Regions from separate parts of the Homo sapiens genome. Here region 2 is linked to region 1. A link is a loop called in an ENCODE intact Hi-C map of the cell type or tissue named here. Cell type or tissue: PC-3. All regions are shown on one strand. Links, peaks and the distances in the headings refer to the core of each region. The heading gives the core; the rest is flanking DNA. Region 1 overlaps ATXN1 (ataxin 1). Region 2 has its middle 16 kb from the start of STMND1.

Region 1 (10,316 bases), core at 1,361-9,360:
TATATGTAATATATATGTATATTTACATAAATATTTTTCCCTAGTTTGATGAAAGTATATTGTCATGTCATCCACTCACCCATCCATCTTTATTCATTCATTCAACAAATATTTATGAAGCCACTGTTAGGTCAACATCTGTGTTCCAAGCTGGAATATAACTATGAATACATTTTCTGTGCTTGTGTTACTCTGAGGTTAGTTTAAGTGAAAGCCATATGAACAATAATTACCAGCCAGCGTGGTGAGCCAAAAATGAATGTGTATGTGGAGTTAAGACTGTGTCCAGCTGTGCAGAGTTGTGGGGTGTCTTGGCATCTGTCAAAGAGAAGATGGACATAAAGAGATCACCTGCCAAGGGACAGCATGGACAAAGCACAGGGAACAAACAGCATGGTGCAGTGTGTGCAGGGAACAGTCAGTACTCCATTGGTGGTAACTTGTCATGAGGCCAGGAGCAAACCATAGAGGGTCTCATAGGCCATGTTAAGGAGTACAGACTCCTCAGCTCGGTGGAGGTCAGACCACATTCTCCAGTAGCCTGAGGATTTCTCAGTCTCCCAACCTCTGCCCTGTGAACCTCTGTGGGGCTGCCTTCAGAAGTACTTGGTGGTGATGGATGAGGAGTAGGAGGAACCGATAAAACTAGATAGTGTAAGTAGCCTCAATTTTATTTATCTTGTGTATTAGATTTCTATATAAGATTTTGTTTGAAGGCAGAGTTCTGGCTTTTAAAAAACACATTTGAAAATCATTGCTGTTGGCAATGAGGAATCATAAAAAATTATTATAGTTGGTGACGATTAGCTTAGTGTTTTAAAAATCAATATTCTGCATTCAAAGCAATAAACCTTCTTTCTCCATTTCTGAACCTCACCTCACAGTACTTTGCACATACTAAGCATTCAATGAAATGTTCAGTGGGAATTGTTTTAGGGCTATGACTTAGGGATATTTTCATTATACTACTGTCATAAGGGTCCACTTAAATAGAATGTTGCCCAGTAACTCAAAAGGAATTTGTAGAAATATAAACTATATAACTTGCCTTTTATTCTCACTTTTCTTTGTGTGCGATTGGACTGTAATAATTATTTTTTCTGAGTTTTCTTGTCTATTTCTGAGACATCAGGTTTTATAATTTGATGCTTTGGACCTGGTTGACAATTCCGATTCTGTATGTAGGATTGAACTTTGTGGGAAATAGCAGTTAATTGTATTTTTTAATGCTTAAAATGATATTCTGGGCAAGTTTTGTTTCTTTACGGTCTATAGCCAGAATCCTACTGTTTTTCAATTTGTTTAAATGCAACAGCTTATACAGCATATGTACATGTTCAGTTGAAGATAAAGGATATCATTATTTTTAGCCTATTACAAAGAAAACCACATTTTCTCTTAAATGTCTTGATATAAAGTAATTTGAACACAATTTCTGCACAAATCATTTTCAAGAGATTGGCTGTCAAGTGTATTTTTTTAAGTAGCACTTTCATAAGAACCAATGAAACTTTGCAAATTTAGATAGATTCTAAGCCTGAAATGTGGTTGAAGATGTCAGTTTTTAAACAGCACTTTGAGAAGTAGTTAACTTAAAAGTATAGCAATTCAGAGCATACTGAGAATGATTTTGAAGAGTAAAGTCTTGATACACTGAAAAGAAAGTTGACAGATTCACTACAATTAGGAGACAAGGAGGTACAACTCCCACTTGTGAAAACTTTTCTCATCTAACCAACTTCTAATACTTGCCTAAGAAAATCTTCAGCAAATCCTTACTCCTTTGCAGCTCCTAAATCTATTGTATAGAATTCTTCCAGTTTCCTAATAGATGCTGGCGAGGCTGTGGAGAAATAGGAATGCTTTTATGCTGTTGGGGGACTGTAAATTAGTTCAACCATTGTGGAAGACAGTGTGGCGATTCCTCAAGGATCTAGAACCAGAAATACCATTTGACCCAGCAATCCCGTTACTGGTTATATACCCAAAGGATTATAAATCATTCTGTTATAAAGACACATGCACACATATGTTTACTGCAGCAGTATTTACAATAGTAAAGACTGGAAACCAACCCAAATGCCCATCAATGATAGACTGGATAAAGAAAATGTGGTAAATATACACCATGGAATACTATGCAGCCATAAAAAAGAATGAGCTCATGTCCTTTACAGGGACATGGATGAAGCTGGAAGCCTCATTCTCAGCAAACTAACACAGGAACAGAAAACCAAACACCGCATGTTCTCACTCATAGTAGGAGTTGAATAATGAGAACACATGGACACAGGGAGGGGAACATCACACACCAGGGCCTATCGGTGAGTGGGGGGCAAGGGGAGGGAGAGAATTAGGACAAATACCTAATGCATGAGGGGCTTAAAACCTAGATGATGGGTTGATAGGTGCAGCAAACCACCATGGCACATGTATACCTATGTAACAAACCTGCATGTTCTGCACATGTATCCCAGAACTTAAAGTAAAATTTAAAAATATTTTAAAAATAAAGAATTCTTCCAGTTTCCTTATGGCATAATAATGGAAACAGAATAATAACATGACAACCCTCCTTTCCTTGTTTTAAGGAAAAGTAAGTTGTTAGGCCTGTGAACAATGGCAGAACTGAAATGGAGTCTTCACTCAAGCCTTGTGTGTGATTGTGTGTATGCATGTGTGCATGCGTGCATATGTGCACACTCACGCACATGCACAAACCTACACATTTGAGTGCACCAGTTTAAAATAAGAGAAAAAAGTGACATGAAACTCACTTCCCAATTTCTACCATCATTAATAATACATTTTACCAATTCTGATTTGTTCTACTATTGTGTCAAGGCTAGTTAATGTGCCCCATGCATTGGCAGACAAGATGATATTATGTGGAAATTGTGTCTTGTCTATTATAAGAACCTGAATATTTAAGTATGGGAGATTTTTGCCTGATATTCTTCAGTCTTGTCACTCACTACTGATTAAGCTTTGTAATCTATATATGGGCATTAGATGAATCCATAAATGAATGAATTGGTAGTTTCCTCAATGTTTTTTTTTTTTTTTTTTTTTTATCATAATGAAGATATTTCATGACCTTTTACCAGTCTTATCACATCTTGGAAAGAATTACTACATCTCTGAAAACCCTACCCAGGTACCTTCTTGTAGTTGGGCCATATGTTTCTCAATTCAGATATACCCTTGAGGTCCACTTTCCTTAGGTGGACATACACTTATGTACACTCACACACCCACATGCATACAATATAGAGAAAGAAAGGTAAATAGTAACCGACAGAGGTAGTGCCTGCTATTCTCTTCAGCGAGTTGTTATCCCCTCGTCCCATTCCACAAGATGGGTGCCACATTGAAGATGCAACCAAATTACATGCCCACACTCACAGTGGTTGGCCCTTTTGAAATTACTGGGAGATTATAATGATACAGACTGTGGGGTTGAAACAATTGTATTAAAATCAATTTTCTGCCACTTCCAAGTTCTGTGATCTAGGGCTGTCGCTTAATTAATCTCTCAGAGTTTGTTTCCTCGTGTGTCATATGGGAACAATAAACTTACTTTCACACGGTTGTTGAGAAGAGTGAATGATAACTGATACAAGAAATTCAAGTTTTGTTAGTTTTAATCGGACATCATAAGACTTTTAAAATCATGTAAATGTACATCCCTAATTGCTTGCAAGTGGTGCAAGGTGACAAGAGGAGCCACCTTTGTGGGAGGAGTAGGTGGCAACCTCTGATGACTTCAGGACAGTGACTCTCCACCTTGGCTGCATAGTAGAATCACTTGGGGAGCTTTCCAAAATTCTATTGCCTGAGCCATACCCCAGACCAGTTAAGTAAGGATCTCTGTGGGTGGAACCCAGACATTAGTACTTTCTAAATCTCTCTGGGTGGTCACAATGTGTAGCCAAGTTGGAGAACTGATGCTTTAGGGGGATTTAAAAGTCTTCACTCCTTGCATTGGCTGAATTGATGATAGCCAGAATTCTACAACCTACACTGTATTCTTTTTGCTTAAGATAAACAGAGTCTTAGGTATCATGCCAAAAGTCTATTATTTCTCTTGGTTATACACGATTTGGCATGAATTAGTTTATTAAGTTTTCTCCAAAGAGCCAATCTTAATGGGTGGGTGTCGGGCTTGGAAAGAGAACAGAGGTCTGTGGATATCTGAAGACAGGGGCTGTTCACTAGAGGGGCACAAACACAGAGGCAAATGCAACCCAAAGTCAGCAATTTCAAGCTACTGTTGCTTTTGAAAATTAGTTCTTGCAAAAGCACCACCTCAAGAGGTGGTTGGCTTCCCTGAAAGCTCAGCATCATGGCTCTGGTGGGTCATCATTCATGAAAACTTGCTGCATCTTTAAAATGTGGGATGAGGAAAAACATTTAAATAGTGGCTGAATACAGTCATAGTGTAACCAAAAGCCAGAAAATTAATTTTTAAAATAATGTATATTTTTAAAGTTTTGTTTTTTCAAGAGAAAAGACTAAAATCACTTCATACTCAAAATCTCTCTTACCTCTTTTCAACAATTGGTGCTGAGACAATGGAAAAAGTCACCTGGGACACATGCCAGAGAAAGAAGTTGAACCCTTACCTCACACCATATACAAAAATGAACTAAAAATGGATCAATACCCTAAATGTAGGAACTGAAACTATAAAACTTTTAAATGAAAACAGGAGTAAATCTTCATGACCATGGATTTGGCAATAGATTCTTAGATGTGACACCAAAAGCACAAACAACAAAAGAAAAAAATAGATGCATTGGACTTCATCAGTATCAAAGCCTTTGTGAACCAAAGGGCACTGTCAAGAAAGTCAAAAGACAGCCCACAGAATGGGAGAAAATATTTGCAAGTCAGTATCTCATAAGGGTCTAGTTTCTGGAATATATAAAGAACTCTTACAATTCAAAGAGAAAAAGACTAACAACCCAGTTTAAAGATGGACAAAGGCATTGGATAGAGATTTCTCCAAAGAAGATATATAAATAGCCAATAAGCTTATGAAAAGATGTCCAACATCATTAGTGTTTAGGGGAATGCAAATCAAAACCACAATGAGATACCACTTTATTATGGTCACCCATTATGATGGCCATAATTTTTTTAAAAAAGGAAAATAACAAGTGTTGGCAAGCTTGTGGAAAAAATGGTAATCTTCCTACCTGGCTGGTGGGAATGTAGTATGGTGCAATCACTATAGAAAACAATTTGGCAAGTCCTCAAATAGCTAAATACAGAATTAACATATGACTCAGTAGTTCTGCTCTTAGGTATACACTGAAGAGATTTGCAAACAGGTATTCAAACAAAAACATGTACATGAATGTTCATAGCAGCATGATTCATAGTAGCCCAAATATGGAATCATCCCAAATGTCCATCAACTGACGAATAAATAACAAAATGTGGTATAGCCTACAATAGAGTATTATTGAACCAAAACAAGAATGAAGTACTGGTACATGTTACAATATGAATGAGCCTTGAAAACATTATGCCAAGAGAAAGCAGCCAGACACAAAAGGCCACATATTGTATGATTCAGTTTATACACAACATCCAGAATAGACAACTCCTTAGAGTCAGAAAGTAGATTAGTCTTTGCCAGGGGCTGAGAGGAGTGGGGGACAGGGAGTGACTGTTTCATGGATAAGGGGGATGATGACAATCTTCTGGAATTAGATAGTGATGATGGTTGTTCAACATGTGGATGGAGTAAAAGCCACTGACTTACACACTTTAAAAACAGTTAAAATGCTGAATTTTGTTTTATGTGAATTTTATCTTCATTAAAAAATACCCCTTTGACCCCATCTCTTCTCTAATCCTGCACATATAGCCTTAAACCAGTCATTTTACCCTTTGTGATTCCATTTTCATCTTATTCTGTTTTTTCCTCTAATGTTCAACTTCTGCAAAGAGACATCTACACTGGTCTTCATTTCCTTTCCAGCCCTTCCATTCATCACTCCAGATTCTACACCTGACCTGGAAAGGTCTGTGTTAACTCAAACAGAAGCTTGGGCACCTCTTCCTTACTAGAAGGGCATTCCAGTGATTGACATTAGAAATCAAGTTCCCAGCATGGCCCTGCCACCAGGCTGGACTCGTCCATTGCACTGTCACCAAGGAATGTTAAGTCTTGGAAACAGATGGAGGAACTTGCACGGCGTTTCCCAGCAGGCACAGGCGATTCCTGCAAACTTAGGAGAGTGAAAGTCACACGAACAAGAATGTAAATTTGTGTGAGAAGACGTGATGCTGTTACTAGCAGAGTTAAAGTGCTTTTAACTTTGGATAATGGATAGTCTGCTCTGATTGCCTCGAAGGTGGATCTCCAAGCCCACAGAACGGTCTAAAAGTGGAAGGAAGCTGTATTAATCATTTATTTAATTTTCTTTCTTTCTCTCTTTTTCTGCTGGGGTCAGCAGGAATGGGAATCTTTTTTTTTTTTCTTTTTACATCAGTCTTATTATGATTATGATTATACTGAAAGACCTGGATGGGAGGAATGCTGCAATCTGAATTAAAAATAGCATTTTCTGTCCTCCCACACACAACACTTGAGTGCTCTGAATGCCTTTTATAAATGCAGACTTTCTGCCTGGCTAGATAAAAGAAGCTGTCACTTCATTTCCATAACGAAGTCATTCCCGGGAGAATTCCATTGTTTTAGCAATAGAATTTTTGTAAAAGGCCTCTTATTTTGCCTGAAAAAGGTAACAAAAATGAACTTTTGAGAGCTTATTCGACAAAACAATTAAGCAGTGAAGAGAGATTTTCTCCTTTTTTGATATATTAGGAGTTGTAAGTGTGAGAATCCCCTGAGCCATGATACTAGGATAAACCCCTAAATCTGCAAGATGAAGGAGGAGGGGAGAAATCCTGTTATTCTTTCTCCTAATAGAAATGGGGATATGCTCTTCCCCGAGAATATGTGTCCTAGAGCCAAGTGACACATAGATGATGCTAATTCTAAAGAGTTTTAAATATTTAGTCTTAAAGAGAGGTAGGAAACTTGTAGAATGCTCATGGTGTAAAGAAATTCCTTGGGGTTTTTAATGAAACGCGATCATCAGGTATTTTAACTGAGTTTCAGGACTCTTAAGACAAACCACGGCTGCATCTTGCCAGCGTCCTTTACTCATAAAATAGTAGTTGATATTTTTCTTTATTTGCATTGAAATTGCAGCAAGTGGAGTACAGGGTCCTTCATGATGCAGTGTGACCTGTAGCGAGCTCAGACAGGCCTGTGGACATGTGGTCACACTCAGCACCCCTCTCCTGTGTTTCCCCATCCCTCCACACGATGGATCTGTGCTCCAAATATGGTATCAAATCTTCAGCGCCACATTCATAGAAAGAAAGAATAATTGTATTTCTTGTTACTTACCCGGCCCTGCGTAACCCACATCAAAGTATACCTGTCTTTGGTGTTTCAACAGGTAATCCCTAGATATAATGCCAAGTGGCATTTCTGCTACATGGTATTCACAGTTAAGACCATTGAAATCCCAGTTTTAAGCTAGAATGCTTTTATGAAGCCTCCTCCAAAAAAAGAGAAGTTTTCAATAGCACCTTTGTCTTGCAATACTTTGTTCTGATTGAGTCAGAAAATTGTAATATTTAAACAAGGAGGCAGTTACTCGGAATAGTATTAAAAAAGGAGTTTAAAGTATGGAGTTGTTGTATCTGTTGGCTTTTAATTTAGTAAAACAAGTAGACCAAAAAGAAAATGAGTGCTGTTGACGTAATATTATTATGGAAAGTTCTGTGGGGGCAAACATTATGCAAAAGTAGTTAAATCTGGCACTGATTTTGAATTTCAGAAAATAATTCTGTTGTTTTTGAGCTTTGAATGGCTTTTACTAATATACCAATAATAACTTTTTTTTTTTTTTTGAGAGAGAGAGAGAGAGTCTCACTCTGTCACCCAGGCTAGAGTGCAGTGGCATGATCTCGGCTCACTGCAACCTCCGCTTCCTGGGTTCAAGTGATTCTCCTGCCTCAGCCTCGTGAGTAGCTGGGACTACAGGCGCCTGCCACCATACCTGGCTCATTTTTGTATTTTTAGTAGAGACAGGGTTTCACCATGTTGGCCAGGCTGGTCTTGAACTCCTGACCTCAAATGATCCACCTGCCTTGGCCTCCCAAAGTACAGGGATTATAGGCGTAAGCCACCACGCCTAGCCCCAATACTAATTTTTTAAAGCATGATTTGATGTCCCAGCTGTAGCCATGCAATTTTGCATGGTAGTAGTTCATAAAAAGAAAAGGAAGTTGTGGCTTTGATAGGATGCTTCCAAGGTCGTGTTTTTAATACTTTTGGTAAATTCTGTTACTTGTGTCTGTTCAAAAGGACAGAGGTTGGGAGATGCATATGTGGATTCTGTCTCTTCATTTTATCTTCACTCCCCGTTTGGTACTTTGTGAAGTCAGGCCAAATAAAATAGTTGAAGATACTATCATATAACTCTCAATATTATGGCAAAAAGAGAATGAGAGGAAAATATTTAGCTATTTCTTTTTTAGGATTTTTACTAATTGTGTTATTAAAAAGGAGCAAATAGAGCAGGAACTGAAACAGACTTAAAGTCAGAGGACTGGACTGCACACATTAGCATCTTGCAGACCTTAGCTGCTCATGATTTATAAATGCTTCAGAAATTATCAAAGCATGAGGCACAGGCTGTGTTTCAGCCTTCCCCATTTTCACCAAGCACTTCTGCAACACCTAAACACTGACCTTTTCAAGCAGGCATGAATAAAACTCTCCTCTGGGCAGAAGGTGCGTGATGACTCATGGCAACCAGAAAGGGGATGTGTAACTCGGGATGTGGAGTCTCTGGGCTTCTAGACCCAGACCTCCCTGTCTTCTGGCCCACTGTTCTTTCTGTTGTGCTACAGCAATACCTGAAGGACCTGCGTGTTGAACAAATAAGGCCAGGAATAAGTTGTCAATAGGAGCACATGACATCTTGTCTTTAAAATACTAATTTCCTGAGACGTCGTTCTACAGCTGCTCAGCACAGATTGGGTATTTATCATCTATATGTTCAACTTACATTTTATTTTCATTTTATTCTTGATATGCAGACATACTTTTCTCCAATGTATAATTATATTTCATAGCAAACTTTGCACTACGTCCATAAGGAGATGTAACCTGCATACAAATACACACAGCAGCAGTCTCTGTATGAATAAATCCTTACCTTTATGTGATAAGCCATGCTAATGATAAGAAGCAGTGACATGGATCAACATGAAATATAATTTTTTTAAAAAACCTTTGAGGATAGACATTTTTCCAGCATATTTATCTCTGATAATGTGTTCTTTAGGCCGGTACTAATTTTGGATTTTATTCCTTGAACACAAACCAGTTAATATACACAGAGAATATTCTGAGTGCATGCTAGGTATCCAAGGACTGCCAGTTTGTAAGAAATTTTACAATGGATAACTCCCATAAATGATCAAATGTTGACTGAACAGGGAACGCATGATATTGTGAATAAATCATATTCTTCAGAATACCTTGAGTTTTGGCCTACCTCCCACGCTGACCTCCCTCCAACTCTTCTTGAGGTCTAACTGGACTCTCAGTCCAGCCCTGCACTGGAGATGCCTCTCAGTCCAGCCCTGCACTGGAGATGCCTCTCAGTCCAGCCCTGCACTGGAGATGCCTCTCCATGGGAAAGGGGTGTTTTTGGCCCAGTTTGCCTGCCACTTAAGCTCCTTGGTGGGCAGGGTGGAGACAGGGCTCTGCACCCTGCTGGGCTGAGTGTGCTCATTCAGAGGAAGCATTTCTGAACTCTGCAATTGCCAGCAGCCCTGGCAGCTTCTCTTTATTCCTCAGAAAGGAAATACAAAGAGTTACCTTTAGTTCTGAGTTGGAAAAAGAGGCTGTTGTGGAACATTTCATTGAGGGACTGCACAGTTTCCTTAGAGACTTATGTGATGATTTTTCTCCAAGTCACCCAAAAGGGTGTTCTTCCATTTGAACACCTGTCCTCTTCCATGGAGGACAGAGACTCAAAGACATATAACGTCTTCAAGTATAATGTAATATAATACCATGTTATCAATCAGTTAATCAACAAATATTGATCAAAGAGTTATCATTTGCGAAAGCCCCGTGAAGCTTACAAAAAGAAGACAGACATAAACCCTACCTTTACGGAAGTTACCACATTCCACTTGGGGAGATGACACCTATTGTAGGATAAGGAATAAAATGGTTAGTAACATAAGGAAAATGAATTTTAAAACCA
Region 2 (10,316 bases), core at 1,594-9,593, 590 kb before region 1:
TTCTGTTAGGAAAACAAGTTTAAAAATATTTATAAATTCCTGCAAGAGAAAAATAGATGCATCTGACCTGTTCCCTTTTCTCAGTCTATTATGTAAAAAAAAAACCGGGAGTAAAACAGAAAAACTATCTCAATTGTATGATTATCATATATCTAGACAGCTTCTAGAAATTCAATAGAATGATGACTCTCACCTTCTGCCCTTTCTTCTGATGCAACATGGTTCAGATAGACTTCTGCTTCCAGTCAAGATAGAGTAACAAACACTAGATTTACCCTCTCAAGGAAAAAAAATTAATAAAAAATCCAAAATATATAAAACAATGGTTGTCAAGACATTGGACATCAGGCGATGAAGGACAGTGATCCTTGAGAGATGGAAAGCTGAGAGGGTGAGCTCTATGATTAATCCCAGCTAACTACCTTGAAGACGTTTATAGATGGTAGTGCAGGGAGAGGAAACCCCAGCGGAGCCCTGTGGATTGCCTGAATTGAGGAGAAGGAGCTGAGAATCAAGGAAGGAAAAAGTGGCTAGAGTTTGCACGGCAAAGTAGCTGATAGGAGATAGAGGGAGAATTCCGGAGAGCTGCAGAGGATCCCCTTGAATATTCCATAGAGGACTGGTCAATACATGCATATGAGAAAGCTGCCTGAGGTTGGGGAAATAACTACAGAAAGGCCTAGAGGCTATAATAATCAGAGCTCTCACAGTGCTTGTTCTTACCAACCAGACCAGAAAACTCACGAGGGTTTGGCCTTGCTAGTGGGGAAAAATTAGCCCTACACTAAACATTGCTATGGTCCCACCTAACACATTGCAAAAGCAAGGACTGAACTAATGGAACTGCCTCTCAAAACAACGTTCAGGAATATTTATAGGAACACAAAACTATGTGGCACCCATAAGGTAAAACTGATAATGTCGGACATCTAATACAAAACTTAGCAGGCATGCAAAGAAGCAGGAAAATGTGACCCACAATTAGGAGAAAAATAAACTGATCAAAATCGACCCAGAGCTGATGTTCAAATTAGCAGATGAGGGCATTAAAACTTATTATTACTGTATTCCATATGTTCAAAGAGCTACAGGAAATATTAAATACAATGTATTTAAATAAATACACTGAGTAGAATTAATGATCAGTTAGACTTTGCGTAAGAAAAGATTAATGAACTTGAAGGCATAGCAAGAGAAACTATCCGAAATCAAACCTACAGAGAAAAAAGACTAAGAACAAAAATGAACACAGTGAAAGTGAACTGAAGAAAAACGTCACACAACTGAATATACATGTAATTGGAGTCCCCAAAGGAGAGAAGATAAGGTGGGGGCAAGGGCAGGAGGTGGGAACAGAAAAAATTTTGAAAAAATAATGGGCATCAAATTCCAAATTTGATGAAAATGATAAAATCACAAATCCAAGATACCCAAGGAACCCTTGGCACAAGAAACATTAAAAAAAAAAAACTATATCAAGGAACATCTTTATCAAATTTCTCAAAACCAGTGATAAAAAGAAAAATCTTAAAAGCAGACAGAGAAATAAAACATGCTATGTGCCAAGGTACTTTAAAGTACTAAGCATTGTAAAATATTGAAAGAAAAATGTGGCAACCTATACTTTTATACCCTGTGAAGATATCTCTTCAAAACAAAGGCTAAATGAATACGTTTTTAGGCATACAAAAACTGAAAGAACTCATCACCAGCAGACCCATATATAAGAAATGTTAAGTCCTTCAAGTGGAAGGAAAATGATACCAAATGGAACTATGGATTTATACAAAGGAATGAAAAACACTGGAAATGGTAACTACATGTGTAAATATGAGTTTTTCTTATTTCTTAGTTTTCTTTAAAGAGAATTCATTGTTTAAAGATCAATAATAACAATACAGTGTGGAGTTCATGGCATATGTGAATGTACAATATGTGATGACGATGACAGAACAGAGACCAGGAAGGGAGAAATGGAAACATACTGGAAGTATAATGTAAAAACCAGTAACGTGATCTCTGGATGAGCTCCCAACTATTTGGAAACTAAAAATATTCTATAAATAACCCACAAGTCAAAGAAGCAATCAAATACTGGGATAAGAGTCTTGACATCTGGGCTCTTTTCCTAGTTCTTTGTGAAATTAAACACCAGTGAATACCATGTTAATATTTTTCGAGGTATTGGAGTGTATTCGTTTTCTATACCTGCATAACAAATTTCCACAAATTCAGTGGCTTAAAACCACACATATTTATTTTCTCACAGTTTCATGGTCAGGAGTCCAGGCATGACTTCGTTGGGTCTTCTGCTCAGGGCCTCATGAGCTGCAATCAAGATGTTGGCTGGGGTCTCATCTGGGACTTGAGATCCTTTTCCAAGCTCATGTGATTATGGGCAGAATTCATTTCCTTGCAGCTGTGGAACTCACAGCAACTTGCTTCTTCAAGGCCAGCAAGAGAGAGCTCTGCTTCTCCTGTCTCCAACCTCTAGAGCCTCCTTTAAAGGGCTCAGGCCGGGTGCAGTGGCTCACACCTGTAATCTTAGCACTTTGGGAGGCTGAGGCGGGCAGACTGCCTGAGCTCAGGAGTTTGAGACCAGCCTGGGCAAGATGTTGAAACTCTGTCTCTACTAAAATACAAAAAATTAGCTGGGCGTGGTGGTGCGTGCCTGTAGTCCCAGCTACTACAGGAGGCTGGGGAGGCTGAGGCAAGATAATTGTTTGAACCCGGAGAGTGGAGGCTGCAGTGAGCCGAGATCACACCACTGCACTCTAGCTTGGGCAACAGAGCTAGACTCTGTCTCAAAATAAATAAATAAATAAATAAATAAATAAATAAATAAATAAATAAATAAATAAAATAAAAATTAAGGGCTCACCTGATTTGGTCAGGCCCACCCAGGATAATATCTCCTTCAATGAACTCAAAAATCAACTGATGTGAAACCCTAATTATATCTGCAGAATGCCTTCCCCTTTACCATACAGTGTAACCTGTTCATGAGTGTGACATTCCATCATAATCACAGGCTCTACCCACATCCAAAGAAAAGGGATTATTCAGGGTCATATACCAGGGGCCTGGAATTTTAGGGTCCATTTGAGAATTCCACCTGCCACAGAGAGACAGAAAAAGAGGGCAGGGGAAGGATATCATTTGTCAGTTGTTACTCACAATGTCTTCTAAGTAACTAAATATTGTTCTCCAATGCAAACAATGAGCTTTGACTGGCTTTTTGTTATTTTCTTCCTTGAGATCAACCATAAGGTCTTGAATAACTATAAGAATAATTACGGTAATGATGACAGCTACTGCCTCTTGAATGGTTAATACGTGCCTGGCATAAGTTCTTTACAACAAACATATAAGGTAGGTATTATTATACCCATTTTATGGATATAAAGGGAAGATCCCGAGGCTCAGAAATCCTTGAATAACTTGCCTTACACAGCTAGTAACAAAGGGATCAAGAATCAGAGCCAGTTGCTGTCTGATTCTTAATTCAGTGCTAGAGAGAAAAAAATGGGAATGCAGGCAGCAAGGAACCCTGGGTTCCACGCCAAGTTCTGCTTTGTGAACGACCATTTAACTGAATTGCTTTCATTATGGATAAAAGCAACTACCTCTGGCTTTTTGGAAATGCTTCTCTCTGTTGGAAAGAACATATAGCAAAAACTGCTATATATATATATTTTCAACTTGGCCAAAGCATTTTCTATCGATTAGACACAAAATTCCCCATATCCACCTTCTCCTATTTCATCTTAAAGGCTAGAACCAGGCTGTACAATTTTGAGTGGCTGAATTGTGTCTTGTGGGTAAGTTTCTGATTTGAAGAGTGAGTATGCATTTGGAAACATGAAACCGAAGTGCACAGGTGACACTTCCTAAGAGTGCACAGTAATTATCATAGGTAACTTCACCTGGCTGATGACTGGCAGTGCTTCTGTGATTTCATACATTTGAAACTTTTTTGCTGCCTGAAAGCCTAAGGCCATGGAAATGCTGCCTATCAGGTTGAACTACAGGTGTTCTCAAAACTGGGGATCGCCAACTGTTGTTCTTGGAGACCACATGGCTTCATGACTCTAGCTGTTTGCCAGACTGAATGATGCCTAAGAAGAGACAGAAAAGTCTAGGGGAAGGGGAGTAAAGGGTTGGAGTGGGTCACCCTAAAGACAAAGGTGTGGGTGGGGTTGACATAGAGACTTTCATTAAAAAAAATGCTCTCATGCCCTTTTTGTCTCTAGTTTTTGGTTTTTTTCTTATTCTTCTTGAAATAGAGCCTCACTCTGTCACCCAGGTTGGAGTACAGTGGCATGATCTTGGCTCACTGCAATCTCCCCCTCCCGGTTCAAGCGATTCCCTTGCCTCAGGCTCCTAAGTAACCAGGATTACAGGTGTGCGCCCCGGCTAATTGTTGCATTTTGAGTAGAGACAGGGTTTCACCATGTTGGCCAGGTTGGTCTCGAACTCCTGACCTCAAGTGATTCACCCACCTTGGCCTTCCAAAGTGTTGGGATTACAGGCGTGAGCCACCGCGCCCGGATTGTCTCTAGGTTTGTTTGGAGAGAAGCAAGTACCACAATCCTCCGGGAACATCCCGGCTGCTGTTTGAAGAGCAATAGCTCCCAGTCGGTCAGGGCTAAGTAATTAGCATAGCCACCAGGGGGCAATAATACCACAGCGATGATGAAATAGTAATAAGCTTGACTTTATTGTGTCCAAATCACCTACAAGAATAATCTTAGGTGAATGGATTTTGTGCTACTAATAGACTACTATACAATTAAGTACTAATACACTAATTACATTTCCGATTTAAAGTAACAATAATAATCAGTGTACACAGCCTGTACAGTCAGGCAGTCTTCTGTGGGGAAAATTTATCTGCTTCTGCTGTCTGCTCCCTTATAAAGAAATCCTAGCCCCAAAAGGGAGTGTAGTGGGAATTATGGGGCAGGGGATGTAAACAGGAGCAGGGAAAGGGGAAGCTTCCGGATAAGGAAGATGAAGCCCAGGCAGGGGGCAGTGGCTCACTCCTGTAATCCCAGCACTTTAATTGGGAGGCTGAGGCGGGTGGATCACCTGAGGTCAGGAGTTCAAGACTACCCTGGCCAACATGGTGAAACTCCGTCTCTACAAAAACACAAAAATTAGCAGGGTGTGGTGGTGCGTGCCTGTAATCCCAGCTACTTGGGAGGCTGAGGCAGGAGAGTGGCTTGAACCCAGAAGGCAGAGGCTGCAGTGAACTGACATCTCGCCACTGCACTCCAGCCTGGGTGACAAAGCAAGACTCTGTCTCAGAAAAAAAAAAAAAGGAAGATGAAGTCATGAGGAGTGAATTCCCCAGCATCATCTTCCTGGAAACAGGAATGCAGCCCCAAGACTCTGAGTCTCAGCTGCTAGGAACTCTGCGAGATTATGAGTCTTCTCAGTGAAGAGAGGGGCATTGCCTTCTCCATGTGCCCTCGGTGTTTAACAGGGCTTATTGGGTTCCCAACATGAGTAGGCACTGTTCTAGGCCCAGGGTGTATGGGAGAAATAATAATAATAATGCAGACATGGTTCTTGCCCCCAGGAAGTCAGGATCTAGTGGGGATACAGAAAATAAGTTAATTTTCAGACAAACATCTAATCACAAATCATATTAGATGATATAAAGGAAAGTCAAGTTACTACGAGATCATATAACAGAGGGGAGGACACTTAACCTGAAGCTTGAGGGAAGAGAGACACAAACAAACAAAAAAACAAATGGGGAAAGAGTGTTGTAAGTTGACCTTAAGGTATACTGGATTATATATAAAGAGGCTGGTGTCATTTGATGTAAGGTATCCTCTAGCCCACATAAAGGATTTGGGATTTTTATCCTAACTGCAATAATAAGTTTTGAAGGGTTTTATATGGATGATTGACATGGATCCAATTATATTTTTGTGAGATCATTCTGGCTTTCATCTGGGAAAAAAATTGGAGGCAACAAGAGTTAAAGCAGGGGGAATGATTAGGAGTCATTGGGTGATAATGAATGCTTGGTAGTGAGCATAGAGAGAGGTGTACAGATTTCAGATGCCTTTTAGTGAGACTCAGTAAGACTCGCTATTGTGCTGGATGTTGAGGGAGATGTCAAGGAAGACCTCAGCAGATATTTGGTATATGTCAGGGTGGATGTGGGTGACATTTATGGAATTGGGAAAGGCAGATCAAGGGTTCAGTTTTAGGCATAATAATTTTGGATGCCAAGAGACATCCATAAGGGGTTACAAGGCTGGAGCTCAGGAGGAAGGTATAGGCTAGAGATTCAATGTTAAGGATCATCAGCACAAAGCCCTTAGAATGGACGAGATTGCCTGGAAAAACAGCATAGAAAGAGAAGAAGAGAGGGCCAGCTACTCGGGAGACTGAGGCAGGAGAACTGCTTGAACCTGGGAGGTCAAGAAGGGAACAGAGACATGCAAAGGTGAAGGAGCTGCCTGATGTGTAAAAGAAAAACTAGGAGAATGTGGTTTCATGGAAGCCAAGAACAGATCTTTCACAAAGGAGGAGTCGTCGTCTGTGTCAAAAGTTGCTGAGTGATTATCTAAGATAAGGCCTGGAAAGGAGAATTGAATAAAGCAATGTAGAAGCCATTGGTTACCTTCCCAAGAGCACTTTCAGTTATGTGGTGGAAGTGGGAGCCAGATGAGAGGGTTCGAAGAGGAAATAGGCACACAGTACTCAAAAATAAATCACAGGTGGATTCAGGACTTATTTACAAATAAATGGAAGAATGTTTTCATGATTTTAGAGTAAGAAACAACTTCTGAATACATAAGAAAAGGACAAATCATAAAGCTAAGACTGATGAATTTGCCTACTTTTATATTAAGAATTTTGGTTTCTATTCAGTAGCACAATAGGGTGACTATAGTTAACAATAATTTGGCTGGGTGTGGTGACTCATGTGTAATCTCAGCACTTTGGGAGGCCGAGGTGGGCAGATCACTTGAGGTCAGGAGTTCGAGACGAGCCTGGCCCACCTGGGGAAACCTCATCTCTACAAAAACTGCAAAAATTACCTGGGCATGGTGGCATGCACCTGTAGTCCCAGCTACTTGGGAGACTGAGGCAGGAGGATCACTTGAGCCCAGGAGGTGGTGGTTGCAGTGAGCTGAGATCATGCTACTGCACTCCAGCCTGGATGACAGAGTGAGACCCTGTCTCAAAATAATAATAATAATAATAACTTCTCTATATTTAAAAATAACTAAAAGAGTAAAATTGGAATATTCCTAACACAAAGAAATGAAAAATGTTTGAGGAGATAGATACCCCAATTACTTCGATTTGATCCTTACATGTCGTACGCCTGCATCAAAATATCACATGTACCCCATAAATATATACAACTATTATGTACCCATAGTAATTAAAACTTTAAAAATAAAATTTTAAAGAAAGAATTTCTTTTTTATAAAGAAAGTGAAACACACAAGTTGATAATATGTATATTGGTGATCCTGCTATTCTACATCTCAGGATGGAAAGAAAATCTTGCCTGTATTCCTTGGAGACATGTATAAGGACGTTCATAGTAAATTGCTTAGAATGGCAAAAATGTAGAAAGAGTTCAAGTGACCAATCTCGAGAATTGATATGTAAATTGTGGTATAATTATTGAACCAAATGTTACGCAACAACACAACATGTAATTAAAGTAAATGAACCACATGGCTGCCTCTTACACATATAACATTGAACAAAAAATTCAATGTGCAGAAGATTACATGCTGTGTGTTCAGTTCCATAGAGTCCAAGAATATTATTTTAAAATATGACCATAAATATCCAAAGAGAAAGCTAAAAAAATGGAAAGTATTTGCCCTTGGTCAGCAGACTTGGACTTAGAGAGTAAGTAAGGGGACTATATTTTCAATAAATACTTTGTAGTAATATTTGAATTTTAAAAAATATATACATGGATTTTTAAAATACAAATGTGTGTATATATATGTATATATATATGTGTGTATATATATGTATATATATATGTGTGTGTGTGTGTATATATATATTTTGATTGTTTGTTTGAGGCAGGGTCTCACTGTTGCCCAGACTGGAGTGCAGTGGTACCATCACAGCTCACTGCAGACTCAAACTCCTGGGCTCAAGTTATCCTGCCTCAGACTTCCTTGTAGCTGGGATTATTGGTATGTACCACCACACTCGGCTAATTGTTAATGTTTTTGTAGAGATGGGGTCTTACTCTGTTGCCCAGGCTGGTCTTGAACTCAGCCTCAAGTGATCCTCCTCCTCAGCCTCCCGAAGTGTTGGGATTACAGGCGTGAGCCACTGTGCTTGGCCAGAAATAATTTTAAAAGTGAAGGGAGGTGAGGAAATGGAGGCTACATGAGGGACAGCTCTGAACAACTTTTAAAAATTTTAGATGACAATAATGAATTTTAAACATTTTTATTTAGAAACCAAGAATACATATAAAAGGGATTCAACCACAAAGGTCAAATAGATTTTTACAGTAAATCAGAATATTTTCAACGGGGGATGTTCTGATGACAAGATGTGGTTCCAGGATCTCCCCCAAATTCCTGGGCAAGCAACCTGTTTGCTCCTTTTTGCAGAGAGGGATACCCATGTGACAAAGTTTGGGAACTAATGACTTAGGCTATGGTGGGTGTGAGACTCACAAAGAAACCAAGCAGAGAATAGGAACCACATTTTTGGACTCCAAAGCATGTGATTTTTCTACCTTCCCACATAACATCTAACTCTTAAAGATTGCTCATTTCTGTGTTAGAATGTTCTATTAAAGCTACACTGTAAATGGTGTATACAATAATCAGGTATTTATTTTATCTAACAGACAATGGTGAATATGGCTCCGGAATTCTGACTATAAATAGAATCTTATTAAAGCCCGTGGCAATCTCTGCTCACCATTTGGCTGGTGGACTACTCCACTATTTTAGTCCTTTCTTTTGGTAAAATGCAGAGCTGTATAAATTGGACTGAAAATTGTACTAATTCTGGATTCTGTTTAGGGAAATACATTTGCATCTATATCATCCTTTCTGTTTGACAGATGAGTAAAAGGAGTCACAGAGGTGTTGCTTGCTCGAGATCCTAAAACTCACAAGCAGAAGCTGCTAGTTTCCTATTCTGTCAGAGTAAATGGTGCTACTATTTTTGGTTCAGTGTTCTTTTCCATTTCTGGTTATCGTGATCAGAGAGAGACAAATTCTACTTTGTTTCTAAGATACTCTCTGATCTCTTTCAGGCAACTCGCAAGCCACATATTGTCACAGGAACTCCCACATAGTAGGTTCCTTTGGTGGTGGTGACAGGTGGGGGGATTATATGATAAGGCCCCATGTAACAAAATAAATATAAAATATTACTCCAGACTCTGTGTGAGAAAATACAATGAAATCTGTGGACTTAACCCTTCTTTAATAACTTGTCAAAATCTGTTATCTCCTCAATGCTCTGCCCTTTGAAAAGAACCAGAGGGGAACGAATCTCATGGTAATGAGTAACATTCATTGAAAAAGCATTTAAAGGGTGTTTAAAGGGATAAAGATTATCTGAAGCATTTAGAAAAAACTAAAAATTCCATCTATATGCTAAAAAGGGTAATATGAAAATAGAGTCTAATAACAAAGTAGTAATCAGATTAGGGAGGAATTTGCCATTGACAGGAAATAAGAGACTTGGAGCTGGTGCTATTGCCATCCTAGGAAGGGGTTGGGTTTCACGGGTACAAAGGAGGTGCACGAAACCCCTGCAGTGACTCAGAAGACAAAAAGCAATTTGGGAGACAGTTATAGATAGATCCAGAGTTTTACATTGTATTTTTCAACTGAAGGGGAGTATTTTATAATGCAGGGAATATGCGTAGAATGTTACCAATTTACTCTTCTCCGCATCACCTACCACTGATCTGTTACTAACTATCCCTAAGTGCGAATAAAAGAAAATGAGCAATAAACAGGATCTTCAGAATAGGATCTATCTTCACTTTATAAGTGCTTGAATTCAGCATGCTCTTTTATGCATCCCCATCTTCATCCAGCCATCTCCTCTGCCGCCAACATCCATCCTTTATCCTTCTCCAACTGGCCGACTCTTATTTGTCTTGCAAAAGTCAGCCATGACACTTTCTCCCTGAAACTTTCTTGAATAGTCAGGCTTTTCCTGTCAGTGCTTTTTTTTTTTTGGCACCTTTTGTCCTATTTTCAGGGTCACTGTATTGCCATTGATCATGTAAGTGTCTGAGTGTTCCCTAGACTGTGAACCCCTTGAGGGCAGGGGCT

The links. A loop is a pair of places that touch in the nucleus more often than their neighbours do. Peaks named below come from ENCODE experiments on the same cell type or tissue, not always from the same donor. Only the 100,000 strongest peaks of a DNase experiment are listed, where the experiment ranks them.
Region 2: it touches region 1 in a loop (4-fold over the local background); 3 of 110 quality-filtered maps call a loop at or near these places.

What each region holds. Positions count from the first base shown.
Region 1 is chr6:16,493,496-16,503,811 of GRCh38, reverse strand. The region is part of intron 5 of ATXN1 (ataxin 1); the gene reads left to right. Among named protein-coding and RNA genes, the nearest start is that of GMPR, 260 kb to the right of the region's middle. RefSeq lists an enhancer at 9,725-9,784. In PC-3, for the core only: no CTCF peak of the experiment used is centred there; a DNase peak (open chromatin) is centred at 5,341; H3K27ac peaks cover 1,089 bases.
Region 2 is chr6:17,080,922-17,091,237 of GRCh38, reverse strand. No RefSeq gene overlaps it. Among named protein-coding and RNA genes, the nearest start is that of STMND1, 16 kb to the left of the region's middle. In PC-3, for the core only: a CTCF peak has its summit at 4,674 (motif pointing right); a DNase peak (open chromatin) is centred at 4,647.